Linked DNA regions of Mus musculus: region 1 is linked to region 2. The links are chromatin loops, found by intact Hi-C in ENCODE. Cell type or tissue: left cerebral cortex. All regions are shown on one strand. Links, peaks and the distances in the headings refer to the core of each region. The heading gives the core; the rest is flanking DNA.

Region 1 (8,669 bases), core at 2,828-6,827, 180 kb before region 2:
AATCCTGACTTGTATCAACTGAGACACCTTCCCAGGAAGAAAGCAGGGATTAGCAAGATGTGGCTTATCAGTTCCTCTCTGGCTGCTACAGCAGGCAAAGATGAGAGAGCTAAGCTAAAGAAAGGAGGGGAGAGGGATAGGGGAAAGGGAGAGAGGGAGAGAAGAGCCGAAAGACAGAGGAAGAGAGAGAAAGAAAGAAAGAAAGAAAGAAAGAAAGAAAGAAAGAAAGAAAGAAAGAAAGAGAGAAAGAAGAAAGAAAGAAAGAAAGAAAGAAAGAAGGAAGAAAGAAGGAAGAAAGAAAGAGAGAAAGAAGAAAGAAAGAAAGAAAGAAAGAAAGAGAGAAAGAAGAAAGAAAGAAAGAAAGAAAGAAAGAAAGAAAGAAAGAAAGAAAGGAAGGAAGGAAGGAAGGAAGGAAGGAAGGAAGGAAGGAAGGAGAGAGGCAGAGAGAGAGAGAGAGAAAGAGAGAGAGAGAGAAAGAGAGAGAGAGAGAGAGAGAGAGAGAAAATCCCTTTGTAAATTAGCGCTTAGCAGGCTCAACAAGTTGAAGAGCCAGGGGAAGGCTTAATTAAAGTAAACAGACAATTTAAAGTGAGGAAAAGTTCAGCCTCCATGGGAAAAAAATTCTAGGTATGAAAACAGATTCATGAAAATTTAGAAGTATTCACAGCCAGTTATCATTTACCCAGGGCCTGGGTGGTAATGAAGTTAACAAACATGCCTAAAGTGGGCAGGTGCTCTGGCTATTCTCGGTACCAGGCGGTTGGAGGCAACATGCTTGTGTGACGCCTCCTTCTCTTTCCTGTCTCTCGCTCCACTAGAAACGCTGTTATCGTCGTATAGTCTCCATTCCGTACCTAGTGCTTCCGAGTCTCACTGGCTGCTCTGCTAGAGGACGGTTGGCATTTGCTGATTGCCTGGGAGCTTGGTGCTGTGACTCCAAATTCTCAGCGAAAGGGTTCTAAGGCACCGAACTAAATGACCTTTGACTCATGAGCTGAGAAAAGAATGCTGGGAAAATCTATGCTTTTCAACATTCCCCTAAGGTAAAATAGAAAAAGAAACTAGGGGAAGATGAAACCTGAGCCAATATACTCTAAGAAGAACATTTTTAAAACTCCATCCCATATACAATCACCAAACCCTGACGATACTGTGGATGCCGGGACGTGTTTGCTGATGGAAGCCTGATATGACTGTCTCCTGAGAGGCTCTGACAGAGCCTGACAAATACAGAGGTGGATGCTCACAGGCAACCATTGGACTCAGTGCGGGGGTTCCCTGATGGAGGAGTTGGAGAAGGGACTGAAGGAGATGAAGGTGTTTGCAGCTCCATGGAGGGAGCAACAGTGTAAACAGACCAGACCCTCTGGAACTCCCAGGAACTGGACCACCAACCAAAGAGTACACATGGAGGGGCTCACGGCATAGAGACAGGGGGAGGGGGATGGGATAGGGGTTTCTGAAGGGGAGACCTGGAAAGGGGAAAACATTTGAAATGTAAATAAAGAAAATAACAACAACAAAAAATCTTTGTCTGGGGCTGGAGAGATAGCTCAGCAATTAAGACCACTTGATCTTCTAGAGAAGCAGAGTTCAATTCCTAGTACCCGTGTCCAGCAGCTCACAATCTCCTATAACACTAACTTATTAACTAAAGTGAGGGAATCTCACCACTTTAGGTACCCATAAACACATAGCACACACACACACACACACACACACACAGACAAAGGCAGAGACAGAGAGAGATTTTTATATTGCTGGTATGTGAAATGTAAGTTTTTATGTGTGTTTACATGTATATGTGCGTGTATGTGTGTGTGTGTGTGTGTGTACTGCATATTACCCTATAATTTTTCACTGTTTTTGTTTTGAGGTATGATCTCTCAGTGGAGCTGGAGCTCAGTAATTTGGCGAGAGTACCTGGCCAGCAAGCTGCAGGGAATCTCCTGATTCTGTCTTACTAAGAGCACAGGCACACACCACCATGCCAGGCCTTTACATGGGTGCTGGGAAGCTGAACTTAGGTTCGAATGCTTGTGTAGCAAGCACATTACTGACTAAACCATCTCTCCATTTCCATCCAAGATCCTTTGAAACAATTTCTGGATGTGGCTGCATGCTGTTGCAAACACTTGGTCGTACAGAGGTTGCCAGCTGTGAAGGAGCTAGAACAGAGTCTGTGACTGTGAGTGCCAACAGTGGCTGGTGTGTGCCTAAGTTAGGGCCGCAGTCCTGGTTTGGGGGATTGCTCAGTAAGGAGGTCAAAGACAAAGTTAAATGTGGAATTTATATGCTGTCTAAGTAGGGAGAATGGGAAGAGTTAAGACAACAACAACAACAACAACAACAATAGTAATAATAACAGTAAGAGCAATAGCAACAATATCCTCCTCCCCCCAAAATCTGGAAACTCAATTGTAATTTCAGTAAGGTATTCCTGTACATCAGCAATTTTTTTTCATTTGTTTTCCTTTTTGGTTCAAAAGACAGGGACTTTTGGAAGGGAAGGGATAGAGGTCTTATAGTAATCCTTCTGGTAACAGCCATAGGACAAATTCTGATTGCCTTGCAACCTCTATATAAACTTAATGAAGCATTTTTAGTTGGATGTTTTAAAAACTGGGTCAAAGAAAGGGGGAGAGCATCCTGAATGCTGATGTGACTCGGTAATAGATTGAGTAAGCGGTGGCAGGAAACGTGTGGACTCCTTTGCCTAAGCACAGATCTGAGCCAGCACAGCAAAACCTTACTGATGAGCAGGGATCAATACCAGCAGAATAGCCAAAATCAGCTTTTTGTCCCTAACCTCACCATAGCCTACCCGTAACTGCAGAGGATCAAGCACTTATGTAGGTCCCCACAGTGTCTCACGTGGGCACCACCACTGCAGAAGGACAGGAGTAGAGGAAGGGAGGTGCTCAGATCTCTGGGAAAATAATTAGCCAGCACGAACATTACCTCTTCCTTTTCACGTTTTCTGTAATTCCTTCTGTCTGAGAGAGAAGCTGTATGTAATATGTGACACAGGTGAAACCCATGCAATAAAGACAGCTGAGGTCCTTCCATGCAGGAGGGGATCTTTCTTCCTAAGAGCTGGCACCTTCTTATGTCACTCGCTCAAGGGAGATCCTGAGCTGTGTGCACCTACACGTGCAGGTGTGTGTGTGTGTGTGTTTATGTGTGTGCATGCTTCAACTGAGAGTCACTTTTGATTCCCTTCCAAAAAGGCCATCTGAGAGTCAAAACCAACACATTCTTCCAGTGAGGCCTGAGTCAGACACTGTGTTTCTTTCTGCCTCACTCTTTCCAGCCTGGAGCCGCTTCTCATGGCACACAGAGCTCACTGCTGAAAGCAGACAAATGATTCTAAGTGGATGAAACTTTCCCAGGTGCTTCTGTTGTTGGAAGTTGTCTTCCTGGCACCACGTCTGTTTCCATCCCTGTTCTAACAGATACGTGAGAATTTCTGGATACAGCTACTGTGGGAGGCGAAAAGGCAAGGCTTCCAGAGCTGCTTAGAAACTAGGTGGGAACCTCCAGTTTCCTCTGGGGGTGCTGGGATAGAACCCTGTGAGTCAGGAACTTCTAATACAGGACTGCTGAGGTACTCATGGCTCTGGAGTAGCATTAGGGAATAAGACGTTCTCTTTCTAATTTGTTAATAATCCAAAAGTAATAGATTAGCCATTTAAAAACAACAACAACAACAACAACAACAAAACAAACAAACAAACAAAAAACAAAAAACAAAAAAAAACAAAAAAACTCCTTTTTTTTTTGCAGTGATATTACTAACATTATCATAGGATATTATTTTCAGAGGAAATTTGTTCAATCAAAGTCCATATTTTTTCTAAATAGAAGATCAGAACACTTTGTGTGTGCGCGCGCGTGTGTGTGTGTGTGTGTGTGTGTGTGTGTGTGTGTGTGTGTGTACTTGTGTGTAACCTCCTTTAGGCACTTGTCAATTGACAGAACACTGGATGTGAGCTGAGCATCCACCAGGCACTGGATAAATCAGAGGATACATACCAAGTTTCTGCTCTGTTGGAGTTTGTGTATAGTGGTTGAAAGAAGACAGATAGCTTCTCAATAACTAATTACATCACTTGATAGAAGGTCTTAAGTACCATGGAGGGCAATGAGGGAATAAAATGAGTGCCAAGAATATCGAGAGTGGAGGAGAGTGTGAGAGAGGGTGACCTTTCAGCAGTGTAGAAATGGGAGAATCAACGCCCTCCTTTACTTAGCTATCAATAGTCCTGAACTTCGGTGTCACAGTGATATATTTTGGGTCAGCCCGTGCACATAAAGGTGTGGACGCGACCAGAAGCCAGATTTAGGGATAGCTATGGGTATTAACATTTATTCACATTCAGGGGACCCTGTTAATACCTACCTAGCAGGATAGCCTGTTAATTACCCTGTAATTACCTTCTGGGCCAATAATTGAAATTCTAATAAAAGCAAGAGAGAAAATAAGCAAAGAGAGGATAATCAGAAGAAGCCAGGGTCATCCTCACTTAGGTGAGTGCCAAGAGCTAACTCAGAGACTATATAGAAAACAATTGCCTTCTGCCGAGGTTCCCACACCCTCCGACAGTGTATTAAATTCTTTTCTTGTCTGACATAAAGTAATAACAGAGAGTCGTCGCCGTCCCGGGCCACAGAAGATGGGATGGCTTTATTTCCCTTTTTTCTAGAAGAGTGTCACAGTCTTCTGTTTAAGGATACAAGAGCAGAAACTGGACCATGTCAGGACCATGTCAGAATTTACTGCCCCCTAGAGGAAGGAAGGGGAAAAGCACTGCGGAGGGAATGCAGCAGGGGGAGGTAGAACTGGGAAAGAGGCTTTTATCTGAATGGTCAGCTTCAGGCTCTCCTCCAAGGAGAGTATAGCACAAGAATAAGGATAGCTTAAGGAAACTCATGGATAAAGTGTGGTCAGTTTCTCAAGTCTGAATACTCATCAGATACACAGGTGGAAGGACAAATAGGAACAAACAAAACAAAACAAAACAAAACAAAACAAAGGACACAACTGAATAACTTCTGTCTCCAGGTGGGTGCCCATCAGCACCTTAGTAAAGTAGCTGTTGTGTCTCTGAGCTTGTGGGAATATCCAGCTCATGGCTTTTTCTCAAGGAGTCTCGTGGGGCAACAGATCACACACACCGTGCCTCCTCCCAGACCCATCATCTTATTGAAAGGGGGATGAATTCCAACCCTGGCCGGCACATCAGAGACCCCAGGCACATCCCGGCTTGTCCGGCATGGTGCAGTCTACATTCCTGTCCCATCTGTCCTCACACCCCAGTGACTCACACCCAATTCTCACCCGCACCCCCTTCTTCAGCATCCCTGGGAACTTAATCTCTATCCTCGTGAACTTTTATGACGGTGTAAAAGGTTTGAGACAAACTGCAAGTTTTTCTATTTATGTGGAATCACAGTCCTTATAAAAGTTTCCATCTATGGAATAAGAGTTCTAACAGTGAACAGTGATTGTGCTAACATTTATTTAGCTGGTAGTACACGCTGGGAGCTTAGGGGCATTTAATAATGCGCACTGACGTGTTCAAAGTCCTTTGAACATATTCATATTGTGTCTTCATGGAGACAGAGAAGTTAAGCAATTAGCTGGTTAAGGAACAGCTAGCAAAAGGCTGAAAAAAAAAACCACCCATAGTTTGAACCCAAGACTCTGAATTTAGGCTTTTATCCTTGACCATGGATTACCATACCTAGGCAGTACTGATGCCAAGTATTAAGCTATCCACAGTAAGTTCAGTATGGAAGACTGATGGTGTTGGTGAAGATGCAGAGAGCTAGGCGGTGGTAGGGGTTGTTTGTTTGTTTCTATAGTCTACATTATCAACTAAGGAGCTAGCACGACACTAGATGACACCCGGACTGGATGATATGGGAAGAGTTTAATAAGGGAACTATTTAGAGATGCAGTCAGGGTTTAGGGCAGCCAGAGGGATGCTGCAATGCTTTAAGATTAGCAGGTACTACTACCAACCTTCTGTGAGCTACACAATAAAAGGAATCGGGAAAGAGAAAACCTTAGAGTGAGGGTACCTGGGAATGCTCGAGGACTAAGTGTTAAGTTCAGGGAAACAGCCAACCTGGGAGTCAGGAGTTCTGCTTCCCCTCACCCCACCCTCTGTCCTTTCCCTGACTTCTCATCCCTGTGAATAAACTGTGTTGGTATCTATAGGACAAAAGCATTGGACAACCAACCCACGGGGCAACTTTCCATATCTTGGGGGTCCCAGGGCAATATGAAGGACAGACAGACACTGCGCAGTGCAGTCTCTGTCGGGGTAAACTGGGGCAAACCTCACCCTCCCTGGGACTCAATTTCTTCATCATTATAATGAGACAATTAGACCACATGTAATTTACACTGCCTTCCAGCTCTGACATTTTAAAGTTTTATGAATCCAACCTCCAACTACTTCCCAAGAGATCTTCAGAATAACTTCAAAAAATAAAATAAAATAAAATAAAATAAAATAAAATAAAATAAAATAAAATAGAAGTCTGAGAGGCAGCCCCCACATGCATGCTCACATGCTTTGCCCTGTCACAGAGAATGCCGGAGGACTAGGTGTGGTTAACGTAGGAGGGCATTTGTCCATCTGACAGGTAACCAGGACACTGTTAAACGGTTCAAAGAAGATGATAGAGAATGAGAAAATAGTCCCAGCAAAGGACCATTTTGCACTTTAATGCACTATAAGCTCTTTAAGATGAAAAGCAAAGGCAGGGAGGAAAGTGGGCACCACAGCAACTCTGGAAAACCCAGAGATGTGTCGTGGGTTTATACGGATATCTGTGTGATGGCAATTCACAGGCCATCCATGCACTTGAACCAGTGGTCACATGTTGCCGGGCAGTGAACGTGTATGTCTGGCATATGGCCTTGGCTGGGGACAGCTGGCATAGGGAGTGGGAGGAGGGAGTGTGCCTCCACAAGTCATATGGGGCTTGTCTAAGTAGCCTTGACAATGTGCTCCGAGCTGCTCACTGGACTGATGCTAGTCTTAAGGTTTCTTGCTGAGACTCTTGAGAGAACACTCTGTGTGTCCAAGCAGACAGAGACACTGGCGAGAGATGAGGGCATCTGTCCTCTCTAGCTTCTGGAGACATATTTACCCCCAGAGGCTAATGCAACTCAAGCATGGGGTCTGAAAAGACTGTTGGGATGGTTCCGAGGTGGTTTTTGATCTGCATGCTAGCTCCTCATACTCATTCTATTTAAACAAACGTAAATGAAGTGAGAGAATCTGCCTTTTATGTTCTAGAGACCCATGGGAGGGTCTCTAGATATTAGCCAATGACCAGATCTACAGATGATTTTTCTCCTCAAATGAGAGGATACTGTGGCAAACTTCTAGATCCTATAGACAACTGAAGTATATGTGCATGAATGTGATGGAAGGGCTAGCGAGCTGGAGAGGGGGTACACCTCTAATAGAATTTACTCTGTTACAAATATACCCAATACAGCAAGACAAACAAAAACAAAGTAAGAAAATCAATGGAATATATATGGTTATAAAGAATATAATTATATATAATATATATTAGTTATACAATACAGTTAAGTTATATGGAACACATTTTTAATTCTTTGGGAACTTATTTGTGGGAGTTTTCTATATATTAATGGGAATATGTGATTGGCTTTGCCATCAACTGTAGCTCCATGTTAAAATATTTTTAATATAAGCAAAAAGGAAGTGGGATGAAATATCCCTAGGGCTTAGTACTATCTGCAGTTTCAAGCATACACTTATGATCTTGTAACGTAAAATCTTCTATGTATACGGAATGGACCATCATATTTTATATACAAGAAGACAATATATAAGAATGTAAGAATAATATATATAATGAATAATATATATGATATATAATATAAAATAAGATGTATATATAAAATACACGAATATATATATACATATATATATGAAATGCAAACATATATTCATGGTTATATTTTCCATAATTTTAGTGACCTATAGCAAATTATGTTTAAAGATCATTAACTGTAAGTGTCTAGAAATAAATAGGTCATAAATGATGTTTTTGAATAGAGTCATAAAATTACATAGCTCTGCAATATCCTGCCTGTGGCATGAATTACTGCTTTGTCCAGTGTATCCTCTTTGTATATGCTACCTGACCGTTATTAAATGAATTGCTATGATTCTGTTGTGATTGGATTTAAGCAGCCTTCATTTGACTTAATAATAGCCTCCAAAGTGCCGAGGTTGTGACCCTGGCAATTTATTATAGGATATTGCAAAATCACTCTATTTCCTTACATGTTAATATTGGGTTTTTTTTTTTACATAGATAGCTATGCATCAGAAAATCATTAGTATTTATAGGGATCAGTACTATCTATAGTTTCAAGCACACACTTAAGATCTTGTCACATAAAAACTTCAATGTCTAAGGAGTGGACTCTACCACATTTCACATACAAGAAAACCAAGCCTTCAGCACAGAATAGGTAAATACAATATACTCACTGATTATATACAATTATATGATAGATATCATTTTACATCTCTGAATGAATCCTCTACTTCCAGCACCTTTATTAGCAAAATGTGGACCTACTAATAATGGTAACACCCACCACACAG
Region 2 (8,669 bases), core at 2,577-6,576:
TCTCTACCTTTTCACTGATTTAGCCAAATCCATGCCCAAGAAGCCCAGAGGCCACCAGGAGTGGGGAGACTTTCAGTAGGTTACCCTGAAAAAAGAGTCATGGAGAAATGACTGACACCTAGCCAGTGATGCCAATGAAGAAGTGTTGGGGAATAACTGGGCCATCAGCACCAATAACCTACTTTTAGATTTAGCATGAGAAAGGTACGCTAATCAAAATTCTGATCTCATTCAAAAGGTACCCTTGCTTGACCCATGTGGCCTTTTAAAAGATTCGCACATCCCAACCCCAACTGGTTCATTAAAATGGGTAGTTATCCTTCTGGGAGGGGAGGGAAGTTATATGAGAAAACACACACACACACCTAGAAATTTGACTCTGTTAAGATTGTTTGATTTGTTTCATTTCATCTGAGTGTTTTGTTCCTTTAAAGGGCCGAAGAGTGGGTGGCACACAAGAAGATAAAGTAAGCTATCATTTGTAGTTAGAAAGTGATATTCCTCCCCCCCAACACTGAAATTTATCAGACGATTGTAGTGGAGAATTTCAAAAAGTAGATTTTTTTTTTAACAACCTTCCATCTTTGAATGCTGTTCACTGGCTTGGACTTCTCCCTTCCATATCATTAGCAGAGGCGCTAATGATTAGACAAGTGTTTCACGTCAGGTAGTTAGGGAGAAGACAGAGTCAGAGAAGAAATCTGAATAATCCGTGTACTGGAAAATCAAACTCCGGATAATCAGGACTGTACTGTACAGGCAATTAGGATTCTGTCCAGTTAAGAGGAATTTGTAATCCATTCAGTTTCAAGCTAGCGAACTCCCATTTCTCAAAAACTTGTATTTCAGCCTCCGATGGCTTAAAAAGTTCTCCTTACTAGATTGTCTCCAATTACAGAGATCCTTCCGAAGCACAAGGCTGCAGAAGTATATTAAACCTGCAGGGTACCGTGTAGCTGCTGGCTTTACAGAGCTCTACAGCACCCGGGATCCCGATGCATGATGTAACACTGCCAAAGCGATTCACCACAGTCTGATAATGATATTTGTTCTGTTCACAAGGATTGTCTTACATGGGACGTTGGGGGTGTGGAGGTGGGGGACTTATCTTTGAATAGAAGGTTCAAAATAATAAGCAAAAGGGCCTAGAGATAAATTCGTATTTGAATATTTCCCCCAACTTGCAGCCTGCCCTCCAAACCACCACCACCACATGGGAGCGAGCACACACACACACACACACACACAAGCACAGAGGTAGGTCTACAGTGGATGTCAATAGATCTCTGACTCACTCAGCAGTAATAGAGAAACACAAGGATAGACTTGGAAGCAGAACAAGCTTTGGCCGAAACTGTCAGACTGAAGTTGACAGAGAAAGTGCACCTCTCCTCAAATCCAAAGACCAACTTTGGGAAAGCATCAAAATGTAATGAGCCCTTAACAGTGAAACAATAGCAATAGGACTGCATTAAGGCATATACATTCAGTACAAGGCTGTTTATGTTGTAGTATGGATTTGTTTTGTTGGATTTTATTTTGTTTTGGTTTGGTTTTGATTGCGGATTTTTTTTTCTAGATAATTTAGAATCCTATACAAACACACAGAAGCCAAACAGTCACATCCAGGAGAAAACAAGTAGAAAAAAAAAAAAACCCCACCTACACTGAAGGTATGAGGCGATAATTTCCGAGGCTTTGGGATATATTTTTTCCCTTGCATTGTAATGCGCTCAAGTGTATGAGTGATGCTTTTGTGTTTGATAATGTCAAGTGTGAATGTCATGGGCAGCCCCCCATCTCTGATGGTATTAAAATGGTGGGAAGATGAAAAGCTTAGAAAAGTAAATGGGACAAATTAAATTAAAGTGGCCAGAGGACACCAAAAGTCACCCATCTGCAGCTTGGTTCTGAGGCGACAGTGGCGACCCTGTCTACTTAAACAGGATCATAAAAGCAGCATTTCTGAGGCAACTATGCACCACTCCTCTTATTTAATTGTGCTAATGATTGTTTCTGCTCCCTCTCATTGTGAAGTCCACCGAATTGCAAAGAAACACCTTAAAGGTTTACGCATGTATTTATATTATGTAGTCGGACTAATGTCTATCACTGTGGTTGTCAGTCAAATGTACTAGGCAGCAAAGAGTTCAAGGTGAGGTATCACTAGTTTATAGACAGTAATTGACAACACAGGCAATTTGGGGAGGCAATTAACTTCAATAAATAAAGTATATACCTTTTCAGCAAGATGAAAACTCTCAAAGATCACACAAATCCATCATAATCAATGTCAGGAAACTGGAGATAAACCCGACGTGTATTGCGTCCAAATAGCAATAGCAAAGAGAGAACACCACGTCTTCTAAACCACGTGCCTCGTCTTTAACCAACGGTGAAGGTTTTTCTTACAAAGGTATGAAATAAACATACCCATACCAAATCTGTCTTAATGAGTCCAAGACATCTCCAGCACACACAAGAAGTCGCAATAATTACAATAGCATCCACATTCACTCTTCTCAGTTCTAGTTCTCAACTTTACAACCAGTGACTGAGCTAATGCAAGGTGCACTGGCCTCCAGCTTTGGGGCCAGGCATGCACTCCTCTTGTCCTAGCAACATATCTTTAAAAGTGAGTTAATACGGTCGCAGCATTGATAGCTTCAGAAGGTTGCAGTGTAGCTGGAGAAGAGAGGTCATCTAGACAGATGTTTCAGAGAATCCTGGGGAAAACTTTACTGTCATGATTCTACTCTTTTCTTACTCTCATACCAAGTTTCAACTAGTCTGCAAACTGCCTGACATCTTTCCCGTGGGCACCCCAAATTTGTCTGGTCCTTCAAAGCCCATTACTGGCAGTAGCATCCCTCATTGCTTGGGGTCTATGTTTCCTACATGCTCCATCTGATGGTGCTGTCCCACAATATTTCATGTTTTCATCTTCTTTCCTATTTCCTATTTCTCCTATGCCCTCAATCCACACCAGCCTATTCTTGCCTGCTCTGCTGAGGGACAGAGGGAGGCTCATTTGGTGTATTCACCAGTGCTTTCCAGGTCCACCCTGTGGCTTCCACTTCTATAAAGATGTCAGTGATGGGCAGACGTTTCTCTTTGTTGGGTAAGCTTGGGAGCATTTTACTCGTAGTGCTTTTGATATAGGAAGTACTTTATAGACGGTATGAGGAAAGAAGAGAGGTGCAAACAACAGGTAAAACAATCCCAGAAAATACAATCATACAGCAAATGTAGGCTATACTTTTTTTTTTTTTAAGAAAGGAAGAAAACAAGCCAACCACTACACATCAAACAAAATATGTACGTAAATCAACGAAGAACAAAGCTGGGCTGTCCTTACCTCAGTGGACTTCTAGTGCTAATTGCAAAATAGATGTACTTGACACTCAGGCCTTTTAAATATAAACTCTTTCCTTCCCAGAAAAGAAAGAAAGAAAGAAAGAAAGAAAGAAAGAAAGAAAGAAAGAAAGAAAGAAAGAAAGAAAGGAAGGAAGGAAGAAATGGGGGTTGTTATATTAAAACAGCCTCTGGAGCATTTCACACCTCAGGAGTGAAAAGTGCAGAAGAAATACTTCAATGCATCAGGAAAATCCACCAGCACAGAGCCATGTCTGCCTAAGGTAACAGGATCCAAAAGCTATCCGACGTAGGTCGGACTCTGTTTCTGTGCGAAAGTGGTTTTGTGATGCCCAACAATCCCCTTCTGTGAGGGGAAAAAAAATACATGCCCCTTCTCCACTGAAATTGGTTAATTGATCATATCTAAAAACAAATATTCCCATAGACAGAGGTCATTGGTTGCTTGAAATTGCATCAGTTCCTGTCTGGGTACTAGAATCCTGGGTTCCCCTGGGATGTCTTTGTCATTTTATCAGAATGATTATCAGCAGAGTAGTTCCAGCGTGGATCCCCTCAGCTTCTAAGCGCTTGCTCCTGTTTGCTTTTGCGTTTCTATTTCCCCCATCAAGCCGTGTGGCTTTTGCTTTGTCAGTCTGGCACTTAATATCCAATGTTAATTACATTTCCCATTCTGAGGAAAATCCTATTGGGCTAATTTTTCAACATCATATAATGAAAGAACTTCACTGACAAACCATGTAGGTTTTCGATTTTTGTTTTTTGTTTTGTTTTTTTAACTGGTACATCTATTAAGAACTTAATATTCAGTGGGAAAACAGTCTCAGAGCAATGAAATTCTATTACTTTAGAGGTTGCATGCTTTTAATTTCTTAATATTTCATTACTTGTTGGCAACTGGTGCATATTTTTATAATGCGTTTGATCATTACTCTTCTCCGGGTACTCTATTTCAGCTCTTCCTCTGACATCATATTTGCATGTTAAAGGGTTTTTGCATTCAGGGATGGGATGTTCTGAATAGCAATGTGCAGCTAACTTGATTTAAAACAAAACAAAACAAAACAAAAACAAAAATGGAAAACAGCAAACAGACATCATATATAGGGCCCAAGGAGGACAAATTGTCATTTACAAATCTAAATCAAGTTTGAATAGCTTTCTATAGAAAGACATAAAAGGTAATGATACAATGTAATTCATTAATTAGCAAATTAGTTTGGAGAGAGGGCTCTGATTCTTTGCCTCTTGTAAGTCTAGTTTTTCTTCTCTTTCCTGTGGGGGGTGGAAATAATCTTTTCTTTGCTCTCCAGCAACATCTACTGGAAAAGTCAGAAAAATGCTATTTATATGAATCAGATAGTTTGAGTAGGGATACCACTGATTGCCATCTACCCTAAAGAGTGCCACCAGCCAGCCGAGATGCCACCGGGTTACAGGGCAACTCTCTGCATGCACTTTAGTCCTGTGTCCTTCTAGGAGAGAGACAGAGGCTCATGTGGTGGTAAGTGGACAAGGTATAATTTAAAACTTATGACTGCCTCACCTTGAGGAAGTCATTTTCATATACAGAGGAAGAAAATATATGTGATAAAGTTACGGTACCTGGGCATATTTTCTGAACCCGTACCACTCTTTTAAAGCATAATCCTTATCATTAGAAAAAAATTGCCGGGGGGAGCGGTGGAGGGAGAAGAAGAAAAAGAAAGAAAAAAAAAAAGCCGTCAATGTTTAGGTGTACCAAGAATCAGAAAAGAGTTCATTCAAGAAGGCAGCACAGAGAAAGAATTCTGAAGAAAGCCACTTTATGATTCTGTCAAGTTTCTTAAGTTGAAGAGGAGGAAAACTACCTGTGAGGCTATTTTTTAAATTTGCCAGTGTCTACCAACACATCTACCCAGCATCCCATGGCTGTATGGCTTTTCCTGGATCCCATCTCTCTCTCTCTCTCTTCAATCCACAGAAAATAATTCCGTTTGCCTGCACCTGTACCGGGACCTTCCCAGGAAACTCCTACCCGGGATAAACTCTGGATGTTGTCCAGACGTTGTCTGACCAGAGCCACTTTCCACTTGTTCCTCCTTGCCCAGTACCGAGCCTGTCCCCATGCCCTCTCAAGGCTGAATCCATGAGCTGCATGTACAAGATGCCATTAGGTGGGTCTGGCAACACAAGATACTCCAGATAGAGGTGTTAAACAGCCAGTCCAGTTTGGAAACTAAGCAAGAAAACATTCTATCACGACACAAATGTGTGAAATACTATCTTTCTGTGCTCACTGAACTCCACAGAGCCATAGAAGGGCAGTTTTTCCTAGGGCCAAGCCTAGAGGCACGGCCATCACCTTTCCATATTCCCTTCCCAGGAAGCATTCTCTTTAATCAAACAGCACACTTGTAAGGAACTTCCCCTATGCCCACCAAGGTAATTTAAAAACCAACTTAAATACGTCGGGTAACGCTTGTCAAAAACCTGGATAGGACTCAGATTTCTGGTCACGCTTAATTTCAAAAGTTGGCTTATTTGTATTATATTTCTCCATTCTCAAATATCAGTTCATTCATGCCGGTCACAATTTCATTTTTTTTTTTTTTTTAACAGCAGAGGCAATGAAAACAAAATCCACCAAAAGTGAGATTAACAGCAAATAGCCCAAACTTTAAAAACAACATCTGCGGCCACAAACACCCTGTGCTGAGAGATGATTCAAGGATAGAGCATAGTCTCTGTTTGTTCACCGTGAAAATAGATACGAGCCCTTTAAAGCGTCATCCCCGAGCTTGTCAAAGGAGAAATGCCACCAGATACAATCCAGAGTTCCCATTCATAGCGCACAAAAGGAATGTCCACCTAAAGCTACCTCTAGAAGAGCACTACAGGTATCCTAGATTTGGGGGCTTAAATCAAAGTTCCCACTTGAGTCTCTAATTAGCCCCCTCTGCCATTAAGGGGGTCTCGAATCCAGAAAGCTTTATCCAACAGCACTTCCAGAGTTAACTCCCCCTCCAAACTGTCATAACTCGGTTCTCCTAATTATTTACTGGATGCCTCTCTAAGGCGTGCCCTCACCTGATGTTTTAAGTTCATATTTCATTTGGGACAACACTTAGTCTCCATTTAGAAACCGTCAACCTGCCTCAGGTTCAGGAGATTCGAGATGCGCCTCACCCACAAGAGCCAAGCCAAACACACCCAAGCAGCCAGACTTAAATAAACTCTGCCCTTTGCCGATACCTCCGGTGAGAAATTATTATAACGCATCAGAAGTTCAGAAAGAGGAAAAAATTTCAAATACCATCTGTCTTCCCAGGGCTTAAGTCCTGGAGTTCAAAAACAGTATCAATTGAATTATGTTTCCCCCTTCCCTTAGCTGTTTAGAATTTAACGTAATGCAAAGTGCTATTCTGATCAAAATCATATTTCTCATCTCTCCCCTTAAATAAAAGGGAGGAAAAAAATCATTCCATATAAATGCATTTACTATACAAATCTATTTTCAATTGAATTTGCTGCATGCTCTAATTCATCAAAATTAATACAGGTACTTTCTATGTTAAACAAAAGGAAGCCGACTGAAAAATCGGCTTCTGCTGCAGATGCCTTTCTCAATTATAAAACCGGTGAAAACAGAAATTTAACTAAGCCACTCGGTCAAACCCTCCGATCGGCTCGGCGCTCTTACCTGCCTCAGCTGAAGGCTTCCTTCCCTTGTTAGCAGTGTGCAGCATCGCTAGCTCGCTCCAATCCTCACCACGGGCTCAAATTACACCACCGCTAAGTCCACCCCCTCGCCTTTCCCCTTCTCTGCCTTCTTTCCTTTCTATTTATTTTTTTCTTTTTTCTTTCCTTTCCTTTCTTTATTATTATTTATTTTTTTGCCAGCAAGAAAAATACTTATTGAGAGTGATTAGTTTTTGTTGTCCCTTTTAAGTCCCTCCTGCAGGAAGGAACAGGGGAGCAATGTGACGCCACCTTTTAATCTTTTGTAAGAGTGAAAAGGCAGAAAAGGAACGCTCGATCAAGCTGAGCTGCACACATGACTAAAACTCGCAGGAGACGCTGCTGCTTGCTGCCTGGCGAAAGCACCGCCAGGCTTGAGTGTAAGAACAGAGAAGAGAGGAGTCGATGGAATGTGACAACGTATGTGCATCAAAGGCAGGGGGAGAGAGAACAATGAGCAAGGGAAGACAGCGAGGAGAGGGAGAGATGGAGGGAGAGGGAGGGAGAGAGAGGGAGAGCAGAGGGAGAGACAGGAGAGAGAGAGAGAGAGAGAGAGAGAGAGAGAGAGAGAGAGAGAGAGAGAGAGAGAGAGAGAGAGAGAGAGCACATACACACACGGAGAAAAGATAGAGCGGGGTTTCAGGCAGGGGACTCTGAGAATAAAGCCACAGTGCGGTGTCTGGCAGCTTCTGTTTTTATCTCAGCGAGCATGATCCGCGGCCTCTCTCATTTAGAAACACATCCGTGTATCTTCCAGGTTTGAAAACTGAGATAATCGCAGTGTGTCTCTGGTTTTGTCTGATTGGCATTTAACTGTGCGGTGTGTACCTGTGATTTTTTTTTTAAAGGATGCATTTGTGTGCAATTTATTTCGCATATTTATTTATGTAGGCAAAAATGAAAGCTGCTAATTTCTACGGCAATTTGCAATGTAGTTTTACTGGCAGATGGAAGTCTACTTACCATAACTGCTGACAAACTGCCACGGGTAAACAAAAGAAGAAACAAATGCTTCGTCTTGATAATTGTCTTAAAAAAAAAAAAAAAAAAGAGGAACCCACCCTAAAATATTAGCACTTGCAAAAATAGTGTTTCTTGGCTCAAGTTTAAAAGGTGATTTTTCTCCCTTAGTTTTTTAGAAAGAAAGGCACAATAAAAGGGAGACATAGTGTTTGAAGGAAAGGTCTTAGGGAAGAAGCTTTTTGTAACGCACACACCTAAATTCTCCCTGGTTTCCCTCCAAATGTGATGACTGGTGGCTTTCTGGAGTCCTGGGGCAGAGTTTTTGAGGCACTATTTGCCATGGACTTACACTGCATCTTCCTACCTTCCTCGACTATTTTAAAAGGAGGCTCCATTTTTTAAAAAAAAAAAAAAAAAACAAAGTGGCAAAGAAATGATTTGCCCATTCAAATCACTTCCAGGGCTGCCTCATGAGCTTTGTTCTATTTCCACTGTCCTCTAGCCACACGGGGGCCAGGATTACACAGTTAAATTCCCTCAGTGACCTCTTTTATAAGGATGTAAATTGCTGATTCCAAGGTCAAGTATTTGGTAGAAGTTAGTTATTGGTG

Evidence for each region. A loop is a pair of places that touch in the nucleus more often than their neighbours do. Peaks named below come from ENCODE experiments on the same cell type or tissue, not always from the same donor. Only the 100,000 strongest peaks of a DNase experiment are listed, where the experiment ranks them.
Region 1: a loop joins it to region 2, with 3 times the contacts of the local background. A loop is called at or near these places in 1 of 42 quality-filtered maps.

Annotation. Positions count from the first base shown.
Region 1 is chr11:36,485,511-36,494,179 of GRCm38, forward strand. The region is part of intron 2 of Tenm2 (teneurin transmembrane protein 2); the gene reads right to left. Among named protein-coding and RNA genes, the nearest start is that of Gm33585, 130 kb to the left of the region's middle. In left cerebral cortex, for the core only: a CTCF peak has its summit at 4,803 (motif pointing left); DNase peaks (open chromatin) are centred at 3,367 and 4,728.
Region 2 is chr11:36,670,412-36,679,080 of GRCm38, forward strand. The region is part of intron 2 of Tenm2 (teneurin transmembrane protein 2); the gene reads right to left. Among named protein-coding and RNA genes, the nearest start is that of Gm51889, 23 kb to the right of the region's middle. In left cerebral cortex, for the core only: a CTCF peak has its summit at 4,695; DNase peaks (open chromatin) are centred at 4,712, 5,524, 6,211, 6,344 and 1 more place; H3K4me3 peaks cover 1,794 bases; H3K27ac peaks cover 1,804 bases.